3 separate regions of the Homo sapiens genome follow, and regions 1 and 2 are each linked to region 3. Evidence: chromatin loops called from intact Hi-C (ENCODE). Cell type or tissue: mammary epithelial cell. All regions are shown on one strand. Region 1 overlaps NXN (nucleoredoxin). Region 2 overlaps NXN (nucleoredoxin). Region 3 overlaps NXN (nucleoredoxin).

Region 1 (4,000 bases), 68 kb before region 3:
GAACCTGAAAATCACGGTGAAGGTCCTCGGGACATCTACATCGAGGCAGAAACAGATTTACTAGGGAGAAGGCAGTGGAGAGAAAAAGGCGACACAAGAAAAGATGCTGCCTCACTGGGCCGTCCTGCCCTGTCCCCTCCCCCAAAAGGTGAGCAGAGAAAGCTTTTTAAAGGCAACTGTCACTCAGTGGCAATGCCACTGGCTTTCTAGGACTTACTTTCTTCCCTCCAAACCTGTTTACGAAGGAGACGTGAGGAAAAAAGGTAAGAGTCACACAGAACAAGCACCACGACAGCCCCTCCCATCATCAGCCCCTCCCATCATCAGCCCCTCCCATCATTCCATCCACCACCCTGGTACTCACACTATTTTAACACAACACAATGGCCTCTGCCCATCATTCTTTTTTTTTTTTTTTAAGACTGACTTTCGCTCATCACCCAGGCTGGAGTGCAATGGCGCGATCTCAGCTCACTATAACCTCCGCCTCCCGGGTTCAAGCGATTCTCCTGCCTCAGCTTCCCAGGTAGCTGGGATGCACCATCACGTCTGGCTAATTTTTTATATTTTTAGTAGAGATGGGCTTTCTCCATGTTGGTCAGGTTGGTCTCGAACTCCCGAACTCAGGTGATCCGCCCACCTCGGCCTCCCAAAGAGCTGGAATTACAGGCTGAGCCACCGCACCCAGCCTCCCCTCCCATCATTTCATCGACCACCCTGGTACCCACAATATTGAACACAATGTATAACTATAATAACAACAATAATAAAAGCAGCTAACAGTTATGACGTGCTCACCTCTTCAATTCTGCTACAAGTTTTTTTGTTTTTTTGTTTTTGTTTTGAGACAGAGTCTCACTCGGTCACCCAGGCTGGAGTGCAGTGGTGCCATCTTGGCTCACTGCAACCTCCTCTTCCAGTGTTCAAACGATTCTCCTGCCTCAGCCTCCCAAGTAGCTGGGATTACAGGCGCCCGCCACCATGCCCAGTCTCTGTTTTTTGATCTATGCTTTTTTTTTTGAGACAGGGTCTCGCTCTGTCACCCAGGCTGGAGTGCAGTGGTATGATCACAGCTCACTGCAACCTCTGCCTCCCAGGCTCAAGCAGATTCTCCCACCTCCACCTCCTGAGTAGCTGGGACTACAGGCGTGCGCTACCACACCCAGCTAACTTTAAAATTTTTTGTAAAGACGGTGTTTTGCCTTGTTGCACAGGCTGGTCTCAAACTCCTGGGCTCAAGTGATCCTCCTGCCTCAGCCTCCCAAAGTGCTGGGATTCCAGGCGTGAGCCAGGACACCCAGCCTCTGCTACAAGTTCTATACATATGGGCTCACTTAGTACCCACGACAACCCTTTGAGGTATTATTATCCCCATTTTCCAGATAGAACACTGAGGTTCAGAGAGGCTAAGGAGCTGCCGGAAGTCATACAACGTATTATGACCGCAGCCAAAGGGCCTGACGCCTGCCTTCATTCAGGGTAGACCAAATCCCCACTGGGGCGGCCCCCTCCGAAGCCAACCTCACCCCCCACGGGCAGATTCCTAACAAAATTCACGCTCCCTTGTTTGTGGTAAAAGTCACTAGTCTGTGGACAAGGAGGAGTTAAGGCTGCATTTGTAGACGCAGAACCTAGTTTTCTGAGTTTTGTGGGCTGAAGTCAGACTTGTAGCATTAACTTTAACGTAAATTTTTTTGGAGGTGATTCATGTAGAATTCCTGCCAAGAATTTTCATAATTAGACTGAATAAGGCCAAACTCTGTCCGTACATGCCTCACCGCGTCGACTGCCCTAAGAGTTCTTCTGCAGCCCCAGCAAAGCCTGGGGAAGGGCTGGCCGAGCGGACTTCCAAAACTCCCAGGTTGTAAGCGGGCCTTGCTGCGGAGAGCGGGACCTGCGGGCTGCCCGGACGTCGGACGCCGTCCGGCTTCCATCCGACAGACTGGCCCCAGTTTTATGGTGCCCCGTGGCCACGAAGGACAAAAGGAAAGGACGCACACGTCGGAAAAAGCTTATAAAACAAGAGCCTTTCCCAGTGGCCTCTTTTCCGAGGGCTGTAAAGTCTCTCTCTCTGATGTGGTGATTTTCAGCATTTTTCCCCTCCACTTTGACCCAACACATTCCCATCAGTAACAGGAACTCACCCACATGGCAGTATTTTTTCGTTTACTTGTTTGTTTTTGAGACACAGCCTCACTCTGTCACCCGGGCTGGGGTGCAATGGTGCCATCTCGGCTCACTGCAACCTCTGCCTCCCGGGTTCAAGCGATTCTCCTGCCTCAGTCTCCTGAGTAGCTGGGATTACAGGCGCATGCAATCACATCCAGCTAATTTTTGTATTTTTAGTGGAGATGGGGTTTCACCATCTTGGCCAGGCTGGTCTCGATCTCCTGACCTCAGGTGATCTGCCCACCTCGGCCTCCCAAAGTGCTGGGATGACAGGCGTGAGCCACCATGCCCGGCCCTTGGCAGTATTTTTTACAGGTAAGGGAAGAATACACATCTTTACTCCTCACCCTTAGAGAAGCAGAGTCTGTATGACATGAAGGGTTTGGCAAAGCCCCCTGCAAGGTCTGTTTCCCGTCTTCTGCTCCTCTTCACACACAAGCGTGTGTGCCACATTCACACTCCTACACCCACAACTACGGATCTAACACACAGTCCCCAAACATACACTCTGCCAATGAATCAAGACTTACCTGGAAGGCTATGTCATTAAAATCACTGGAATTATATTAAAATTCTAAAATAGGCCAGGTGTGGTGGCTCATACCTGTAATCCCAGTATTTTAGAATGCCGAAGCAGGCAGACTGCTTGAGCCCAAGAGTTCGAGACCAGCTGGGCGACACAGCAAGACCCTGTCTGTAAATGTAAATATATATATATATATATAGATGCCGGGCATGGTAATGCACACACATAGTTTCAGCTATTCAGGAGGTGGGAAAATCCCTGGAGCCCAGGAGCTAAGAGGCTGCAGTGAGCTAAGAATGCACCACCACACTCCAGTCCAGGTGACAGAACGAGATCCTGTCGGTTAAAAATAAAAAAAGTGAAATAAAGAATGTATAAGTTTCTTAAAGCAGTCTTCAAAACAGAAAGGGAAGTTTAAAGCAACCTGCTGCCCCAAAATGGAGGGGTGCTCTTACAGGCTAGAACGTAGTAAAATATGAGACATGTTACCGATACAAGACAGAAATCATGCTATTGCAAACCACAGAAAATAGTTCTAGGCCAGTGCCGTTCAATAGAAATATAATGTAAGCCACATGTATCATCTTAAATTTCTTAACAGTGAAAGGTAAAAAGGGTTGGGCATGGCATGGTGGCTCACACTTGTAATCCCAGCACTTTGACAGGCTGAGGCGGGAGGACTGCTTGAGCCCAGGAGTTTGAGATCAGCCTGGGCAACAAAGCGAGACCCTATCTCTACAAAAAATTTAAAAATTAGCTGGGCATGGTGGCATGTGCCTGTGGTCCCAGCTACTCAGGAGGTTGGGGTGGGAGGATCGCTTGAGCCCAGGAGGCAGAGGTCGCAGTGAGCCACAATCGTGCCATTGTACTCCAGCCTGAACTACAGAGTGAGACCTTGTCTCAAAAAAAAAAAAAAGAAAAAGGTAAAAAGGTACAGGTGAAGTTAATCTTAATATATTTTAACCCAATACATCTGAAACATGATCATGTTGAAATGTAATCAATATAAACGAATAGTAATAGGACATATTACATTCCTTTCATCGTATCTGGGTCTCAGGGGCCTGGTGCACTTTATACCTTCAGTGCATCTCGATGTAGACTTGCCTCATTCTCAGGTACCTGCTTCGCAGCCATGAGAAGCTAGTGGCGGCCCCTGGACCACACAGCTCTGGGAAGTGGCACCATATAGTTAAGAAGTGTCCAGGGTTCTACTTACTTCTAAACTGTGTATTTTTGAATGACTGGCCTGGAATTAATAAATAAATAAATACCATGTTTTTTAAAGTTTTTTTTTAAAGAAAA
Region 2 (4,000 bases), 140 kb before region 3:
TCCTAAACTCAGGCAGAGCTCATGCCTTCAGGATGGCGAACATCAGAGCCACCCAGGACTGAGAGAACTCACTGTCCTTTTTAAAAAAGCATTTCTCAGGGCCAGGTGCGGTGGCTCACGCCTGGAATCCCAGCACTCTGGGGGGACGAGGCGGGTGGATCGCTTGAGCCCAGGAGTTCAAGACCAGCCTGGACAACATGGTAAAACCCTATCACTCCACAAAAAAATACAAAAATTAGCCAGGCGTGGTGGCCACTCCTGTAGCTCCAGCTGCTTAAGAGGCTGAGGTAAGAGGATGCTTTGAGCATGGGAGGTCAAGGCTACGATGAGCTGTGATCGTGTCACTGCACCCCAGCATGAGTGACGGGGCAAGACCCTGTCTCAAAAGGGCTGCACTGTCTGGCATTGCAGCAGCTGGGAAAGACCAGATGACTTTACATCCAGTGTTTGCTCTGTCTAGAGATCATCCTGGCAACGTATCCACCCAGGGTGCATTTTGTTAGTCTTGCTCTGTTGCCCAGGCTGGAGTGCAATGGTGCGATCTCAGCTCACTGCAACCTCCACCTCCTGGGTTTAAGTGATTCTCCTGCCTCAGCCTCCTGAGTAGCTGGAATTACAGGCACCAACCACCATGCCTGGCTAATTTTTGTATTTTTAGTAGAGATTCAAACCTCCTGACCTTATGATCCGCCCACCTTGGCCTCCCAAAGTGCTGGGATTACAGGCGCCCACCACCACGCCCGACCTAATTTTGTATTTTTAGTAGAGATGGGGTTTCACCACGTTGGGCACGCTGGTCTCGAACCTCCTGACCTCAAGTGATCTGCCCGCCTTGGCCTCCCAAAGTGCTGGGATTACATGTGTGAGCCACTGTGTCTGGCTAATTTTTGTACTTTTAGTAGAGACAGGGTTTCACCATGTTGGCTGGGCTGGTCTCAAACTCCTGACCTCACCCTCCCAAAGTGCTGAGATGACAGGCGTGAGCCACCACGCCTGGCCCCAGGGTGCATTCTCATGATCCCTTGCTGAATGGTCTTCTACCACAGCCACCCAAAGGCCACACAATGCCAACAGAAAACGTCACAGCAGGCCTGGCGCGGTGGCTCACGCCCGTAATCCCAGCACTTTGGGAGGCCGAGGCGGGCGGATCACAAGGTCAGGAGATCGAGACCATCCTGGCTAACATGGTGAAACCCTGTCTCTACTAAAAATACAAAAAATTAGCCGGGTGTGGTGACGGGTGCCTGTACTCCCAGCTACTCGGGAGGCTGAGGCAGGAGAATGGCGTGAACCCAGGAGGCGGAGCTTGCAGTGAGCTGAGATCGTGCCACTGCACTCCAGCCTGGAAGACAGACCGAGACTCTGTTTCAAAAAAAAAAAAAAAAGAAAACGTCATAGCAAACCCCCAACGCCTACAACTCTACTGTTTATGATTAGTTCATCAAATTCAGAAGCCAGGCCACAGAGAACAAAGAAAAAAAACAAAGAGGAGACAAGATTAGCTCAACTTGGCAAAAATGGAAACGGATGACAAAGTGGGTTATCCAGTTACTTGAAAGTTCCCACTGCTCCGCCTGGCAGTGGGTTCTGCTGAAAGACTCCAAGGCTGTGGTTGGAACTATCCTAGGAATGCAGGCCAGAAACGCTTCTACAGTGACCAACAAAACAATGAAACACATATCAAAAGGGACGGGACTGGGAACCGGGAAACGGTAAAAATGCCAACGAGAAAGTCCAGCAAATCTGAAACACCGGTGGGATTCGTCAGCCTCATAGAGGCCGCAGGGAAAAAACACCGGTGGGATTCGTCAGCCCCCACAGAGGCCGCAGGGGAAAAACACCGGTGGGATTCGTCAGCCTCATAGAGGCCGCAGGGGAAAAACACCGGTGGGATTCGTCAGCCTCATAGAGGCCGCAGGGAAAAAACACCGGTGGGATTCGTCAGCCCCCACAGAGGCCGCAGGGGAAAAACACCGGTGGGATTCGTCAGCCTCATAGAGGCCGCAGGGGAAAAACACCGGTGGGATTCGTCAGCCTCATAGAGGCCGCAGGGAAAAAACACCGGTGGGATTCGTCAGCCCCCACAGAGGCCGCAGGGGAAAAACACCGGTGGGATTCGTCAGCCCCCACAGAGGCCGCGGGGAAAAAACACCGGTGGGATTCGTCAGCCCCCACAGAGGCCGCAGGGGAAAAACACCGGTGGGATTCATCAGCCCCCACAGAGGCCGCAGGGAAATGCAGCCTGGTGATTTCCGAGAAGTCCCAGTTCCCGAGAGCAACATGGAATCTGCCCCCGCATGCTAAGGACCAGGTCTTGCTCTTGACTGGGGAGCCTCAGCTTTTCTTTCCAACAGCTGCTGCAAATCTGTGGGATCAAGGCAAAGCCAACGCAGATGTAGGATTCATCCGCAAACTCCTTGGCCAGGTCAGCCAAGCCTTCTCGGGCAAACGTCACCCCTGCCCTCCAGCCAAATGCCGACCACAATCAAAACCATCCTTTCTGTGAGCAGCATTTGAAAACAGAGCCCTAAATGTGCTCTCACCCTTTCTAACCCCAAATGACCAAACACCATGATATACACTGAGAGCAGGAATCCCCCTCATCCCAGCCTCCAATGTCACACCAGGACGAACACTGAGGTTACTCAGCACAGGTTCCGGCTCCAGAGCCCGGCTCTTCCATCTGTTCCAGCCGCTTATTAGTGGGTGACCCTGGTGAGGTATCTCACCGTCTCTTGGCTTCCTCAGCTGCAAAATGTAGATAACAGAACCTACACCTCACTGAACTGCTGTGAACATGAGTTACATAGAGCGCTTAGCATAAAGACTGGCCAATATTAGGTATGAAATAAGTGTTAGTTGCTTTAAGCTAAGGCGCTGACACAGACAATGGGTCTCATTCTGTGGCCCAGGCAAAATCATGGCTCACTGCAGCCTCCACCTCCCGGGCTCAAGCCATCCTCCCACCTCAGCCTCCCAGAGTGCTGGGATTACAAGCGTGAGCCACCACACCTAGCTTAGTTGCTATTATTATTATTATTATTATTATTATTTTCTAGACCCAGAGTCTTGCTCTGTCGCCCAGGCTGGAGAGCAGTGACACAATCATAGCTCACTGCAGCCTCCACCACCCGGGCTCACGTGATCCCCCCACCTCAGCCTCCGAGGAGCTGGGACTACGGTCGCACACCACCATGCCTCACTAATTTTTTGATGTTTTGTGGCAACAGCGTCTCGCTATGTGCCCCAGGCTGGTCTCAAACTCCTGAGCTCAAGCGTTCCTCCCATCTCAGACTCCCAAAGTGCTGGGGCTACAGGTGTAAGCCACTGTGTTCAGCCCCCATGCCATCTTCTAAATGCTCCAGCAGGACCTTGTCCTCATATCCCCAGAGGTAAGGCCCAGTCTTGGATCCCCTTGCTCCTGAGGCATGATTCCCAGTGTGTGATTTGGCCCATGACTGCAATCCTCAGAGCCTAGTATACCTGCTGGCCAAGAGCAGTGCCTGGGCACATTATGTGTCCAATAAATGATAGATGAACAACAAATGAACAGAGGAAGGGAGAGAGGAATCACCGTCCTAGGTCAGCCAGAACAGATGCCCCCTAATCAGTCCAGCTCAGCTACTTAATGGCTTTTTCATGACCACGGCTCCCCCTTGTTCCTGGGGGGCCCAGAATGCTCCTGAAATGGCAGAAGAAATGATTCGAATCCAGCGCTGGTGGGATCAGAGCTTCTCTCGCTTTGCCCGATGGTGCCTTAGATCCTGTACCCTCCCCACCTGCGCATTCTGCCTTCGCCTGGAGCTGAAGCAGAGAACAGACCAGCCCGTGTGACCAAGGGAAAGGGGCCGGGGGTCCGGGCCAGGCTGATCCGAGCCGTCACCAACCTATGAGAATTCCAAACCCTCCTGGTGGCTCTGCCATTTTGATGCTACATGTTTTCAGCTGGTTCACAGAGAGGACCTATGCATGCCCCAAGGATGGCAAGAGCGTGAGGTTC
Region 3 (4,000 bases):
TTAAAACGGTGAATATCTACTGATTACTAGTTGCTGGAAGACGTAATATGTACGCATTTTGAGTTCTTTGGAAGAAAGATGCTAGAGAAATGCAAACAATGAAATATTAAAGCATGGCATGACAGGTCTGCAGATATGAGACTCTTTTTTTTTTTTTTTTTTGACACGGAGTTTCACTCTTATTCCCCAGGCTGGAGTACAGTGGTGCGATCTCGGCTCAATGCAACCTCCGCCTCCAGGGTTCAAGTGATTCTCCTGCCTCAGCCTCCTCAGTAGCTCGGATTACAGGCATGCACCACCACACCCGGCTAATTTTGTATTTTAAGTAGAGACAGGGTTTCTCCACATTGGTCAGGTTGGTCTAGAACTCCCAACCTCAGGTGATCCGCCCACCTCGGCTTCCCACAGTGCTGGGATTACAGGCGTGAGCCACCGCGCGTGGCCGAGTCTCTTTTAATAGACTCAGATATTTGACATTTCAAAAATGGAGAGTCAAGCTTTTTCCTATTTTTGAGCACAGAATCACACGGCAATCCAGTTGCACAAGAAGCTGCTGGGACTCACCCAGCTGTGACATCCATTTGCTCATTTAGTCCTCTTTAAAACACTCATTGAGAAACAAAAACAGACCGAGCGCGGTGGCTCACGCCTGTCATCCCAGCACTTTGGGAGGCCGAGGCAGGTGGATCATGAGGTCAGGAGTTCAAGACCATCCTGGCTAACACGGTGAAACCCCGTCTCTACTAAAAACACAAAAAATTAGCCGGGCGTGAGGGCGGGCACCTGTGGTCCCAGCTCCTCGGGAGGCTGCGGCAGGAGAATGGCGTGAACCGGGAAGGCGGAGCTGGCAGTCAGCCGAGATCGCGCCACTGCACTCCAGCCTGGGTGACAGAGCGAGACTCCATCTCAAAAAAAAAAAAGAAAGTCAGGATTCACAAAGATTCCAAATTCATAGCGATTTTCCTTGATTGTCTTGGAATACGCATAAACGGTAAATTCAATGCAACACAGAAAACTAAGCACCTTGGTGGTTCACACCATGCACCACTGGGAATTCAGATCATGAAGAAAGAAAACACATCCTGGCCGGGCGCCGCAGCTCACGCTGTGATCCCAGCACTTTGGAAGCCGAGGCGGGTGGATCACCTGAGGTCAGGAGTTCAAGACCAGCCTGGCCAACATGGTGAAACCCTGTCTCTATTAAAAATATAAAAATTGGCCAGTCACGGTGGCTCACACCCGTAAGCCCAGCACTTTGGGAGGCCAAGGCAGGCGGACCACCTAAGGTTGGGAGTTGGAGACCAGCCAGACCAACATGGTGAAACCCCATCTCTACTAAAAATACAAAATTAGCCGGGCGTGGTGGCACATGCGCCTATAATCCCAGCTACTCGGGAGGCTGAAGCAGAAGAATTGCTTGAACCCAGAAGGCAGAGGTCACGGTGAGCTGAGATGGTGTCATTGCACTCCAGCCTGGGCAACAAGAACAAAACTCCATCTCAAAAAAAATTTAAAAAATACAAAACTTAGCCAGGCGTGGTGGCTGGCGCCTGTAATCCCAGCTACTCGGGAGGCTGAGGCAGGAGAATCGCTTGAACCCAGGAGGCGGAGGTTGCAGTGAGCCGAGATCGCGCCACTGCTCTCCAGCCTGGCAGAGCGAGACTCCATCTGAAAAAAAAGAAAAAGAAAAAAAGGAAAGAAAACACATCCTATGCCAAGCCTGTGCTCTCCTGGCCAAAATGAAATCATGCAGGAAGGATCCCACCTAGTTCACAACGGGACGAGCTGGAGCCCTGGAACCCTGATCACTGTCAGGAAAAAGGAAGATCCCCAAGGGGTTTGTTCAACCCCGACCCCAGCTGTGCACAAAGCCTGTTTTCTCAAATGTGTGTGCACATTACAACACCTTCCCAACAAAAGGTAGGAATATTTTAAAACGTAGAATCAGGGCCGGGTGCGGTGGCTCACGCCTGTAATCCCAGCACTTTGGGAGGCTGACGCGGGTGGATCACGAGGTCAGGAGATCGAGACCATCATGGCTAACACGGTGAAACCCCGTCTCTACTAATAATACAAAAAATTAGCCAGGGGTGGTGACGGGCCCCTGTAGTCCCAGCTACTCGGGAGGCTGAGGCAGGAGAATGGCAGGAACCCGGGAGGCGGAGATTGCGGTGAGCCCAGATCGCTCCACTGCACTCCAGCCTGGGCGACAGAGCGAGACTGCGTCTCAAAAAAAAAAAAAAAAAGGTAGAATCAAATCAGTGACCCTAACTTCCAGGGCTTGCCTCTGTGCTCTAGCTCACATTCCAACCCGTGTCAGAAGACAAATCGATCAGCAAGAGCTGTGGACGGCTACTCAGAGGCAGGCCTGAGCTGCTAACTGGGAGATGAGTACCAAACCAGCAATGCCTACATGTCTGAGCAAACCCATCCCGCAGCATTCCAGAGCTGGGACGGGAGGCAGGTCCACGCTAGAGGTGGCGTTTCTACAGCTCCAGAGATGAGCACCCTCCATTTCCCACGCGAAACAGCAGTCTTTCAACCTCTACACCGCCCAGAGTTAAGCAAACAGGGTCAGCGGAAGACACACCTAATAGCTTTGGGAAACCACAAAATGATTGCTTTGTGCGTAATTTCTCTCAAGAAGAGTGCCTGATCATCTTTAAGTTACAAGGGTGACTGAAAGGGTAACTTAATAGTAACTTAAATCTTTCCCAGGCTTCGTCGATCAGCAGCAGTCTGGAGCGTCATTGGCAGATAGAAATACAGAGCTCAGTAAGTATCAGTAATATCCCGGGACTTTAAGGCACTGTATTTGTTGTTTCATTCTTCTAGGTCTTTCTTCGCAGTTATAATCTCTTATGGGGCAATTTTTTTTATTTAATTTTTTTTTTCCAAGACGGAGTCTTGCTCTGTCACCCAGGCTGGAGTGCCGTGGCCCGATCTCAGCTCACTGCCAACTCCACCTCTCGGGTTCAAGCGATTCTCCTGCCTCAGCCTCCCGAGTAGCTGGGAGTACAGGTGTGTACCACCACACCTGGTTAATTTTGTATTTTTAGTAGAGATGGGGTTTCACCATGTTGGCCAGGCTGGTCTTGAACTCCTGACCTCAAGTGACCCACCCACCTCGGCCTCCCAAAGTGCTGGGATGACAGGCGTGAGCCACAGTGCCCGGCCATTGTAGGGCAATTTTTTTGACACCTTCATCAAATCCCCTTGTATGCTTGTAAAAGTCATTGGTTTGAAAAGTTTAAAAATATACCTCATGCCGGGCGCGGTGGCTCATGCCTGTAATCCCAGCACTTTGGGAGGCTGAGCTGGGCGGATCACGAGGTCGGGAGATCGAGACCATCCTGGCTAACACAGTGAAACCCCGTCTCTACTAAAAATACAAAAAAAATTAGCCAGGCGTGGTGGTGGGCGCCTGTAGTCCCAGCTACTCAGGAGGCTGAGGCAGGAGCATGGCGTGAACCCGGGAGGCGGAGCTTGCAGTGAGCCGAGATCGCACCACTGCACTCCAGCCTGGGTGACAGAGCGAGACTCCATCTCAAAAAAGTATATAGATATATATATATAGATATATGGATATACCTCATAACCGTTTTACAGTTCAGTAATGTGATAGATTCCCAAGGCTCAAGCTATGAAATGAATGACTAAACTTAATGATCATTTATCTAAACACAATAATAGCATTTATTGAGCACTCACCACATGCCAGGCACGTGTATATTATCTCGCGTAGCCTTTACACAATAAGGCAGGTGCTGTTATCACAAATGGAAAAGGAACGTGTGGTACAGAGATGTACAGCGCCTTGCACAAGGACACACAGCTAATAAACGGCAGAGCGGGGGCGTGAACTCAAGCAGAAGGACAAAAGACTCTATATTTTTAGCCATGTATTAGACTGCCTTATTATGCAGAGAAAAAACAAAGAGATTAAAAAATATATTACAAATGATGGAACAAGAAAAAGCCTCTCAAGGAACATTGCTCT

What was found. A loop is a pair of places that touch in the nucleus more often than their neighbours do. Peaks named below come from ENCODE experiments on the same cell type or tissue, not always from the same donor. Only the 100,000 strongest peaks of a DNase experiment are listed, where the experiment ranks them.
Region 1: it touches region 3 in a loop (6-fold over the local background); 21 of 110 quality-filtered maps call a loop at or near these places.
Region 2: it touches region 3 in a loop (9-fold over the local background); 3 of 110 quality-filtered maps call a loop at or near these places.

What each region holds. Positions count from the first base shown.
Region 1 is chr17:902,380-906,379 of GRCh38, forward strand. The region is part of intron 1 of NXN (nucleoredoxin); the gene reads right to left. Among named protein-coding and RNA genes, the nearest start is that of NXN, 75 kb to the right of the region's middle. In mammary epithelial cell, no CTCF peak of the experiment used is centred here; a DNase peak (open chromatin) is centred at 1,742; H3K27ac peaks cover 3,248 bases.
Region 2 is chr17:833,939-837,938 of GRCh38, forward strand. The region is part of intron 1 of NXN (nucleoredoxin); the gene reads right to left. Among named protein-coding and RNA genes, the nearest start is that of MRM3, 54 kb to the left of the region's middle. RefSeq lists an enhancer at 1-344. In mammary epithelial cell, no CTCF peak of the experiment used is centred here; a DNase peak (open chromatin) is centred at 1,503; H3K27ac peaks cover 811 bases.
Region 3 is chr17:970,802-974,801 of GRCh38, forward strand. The region is part of intron 1 of NXN (nucleoredoxin); the gene reads right to left. Among named protein-coding and RNA genes, the nearest start is that of NXN, 7.0 kb to the right of the region's middle. RefSeq lists enhancers at 1,630-2,131, 2,132-2,631. In mammary epithelial cell, no CTCF peak of the experiment used is centred here; a DNase peak (open chromatin) is centred at 2,430; H3K27ac peaks cover 2,573 bases.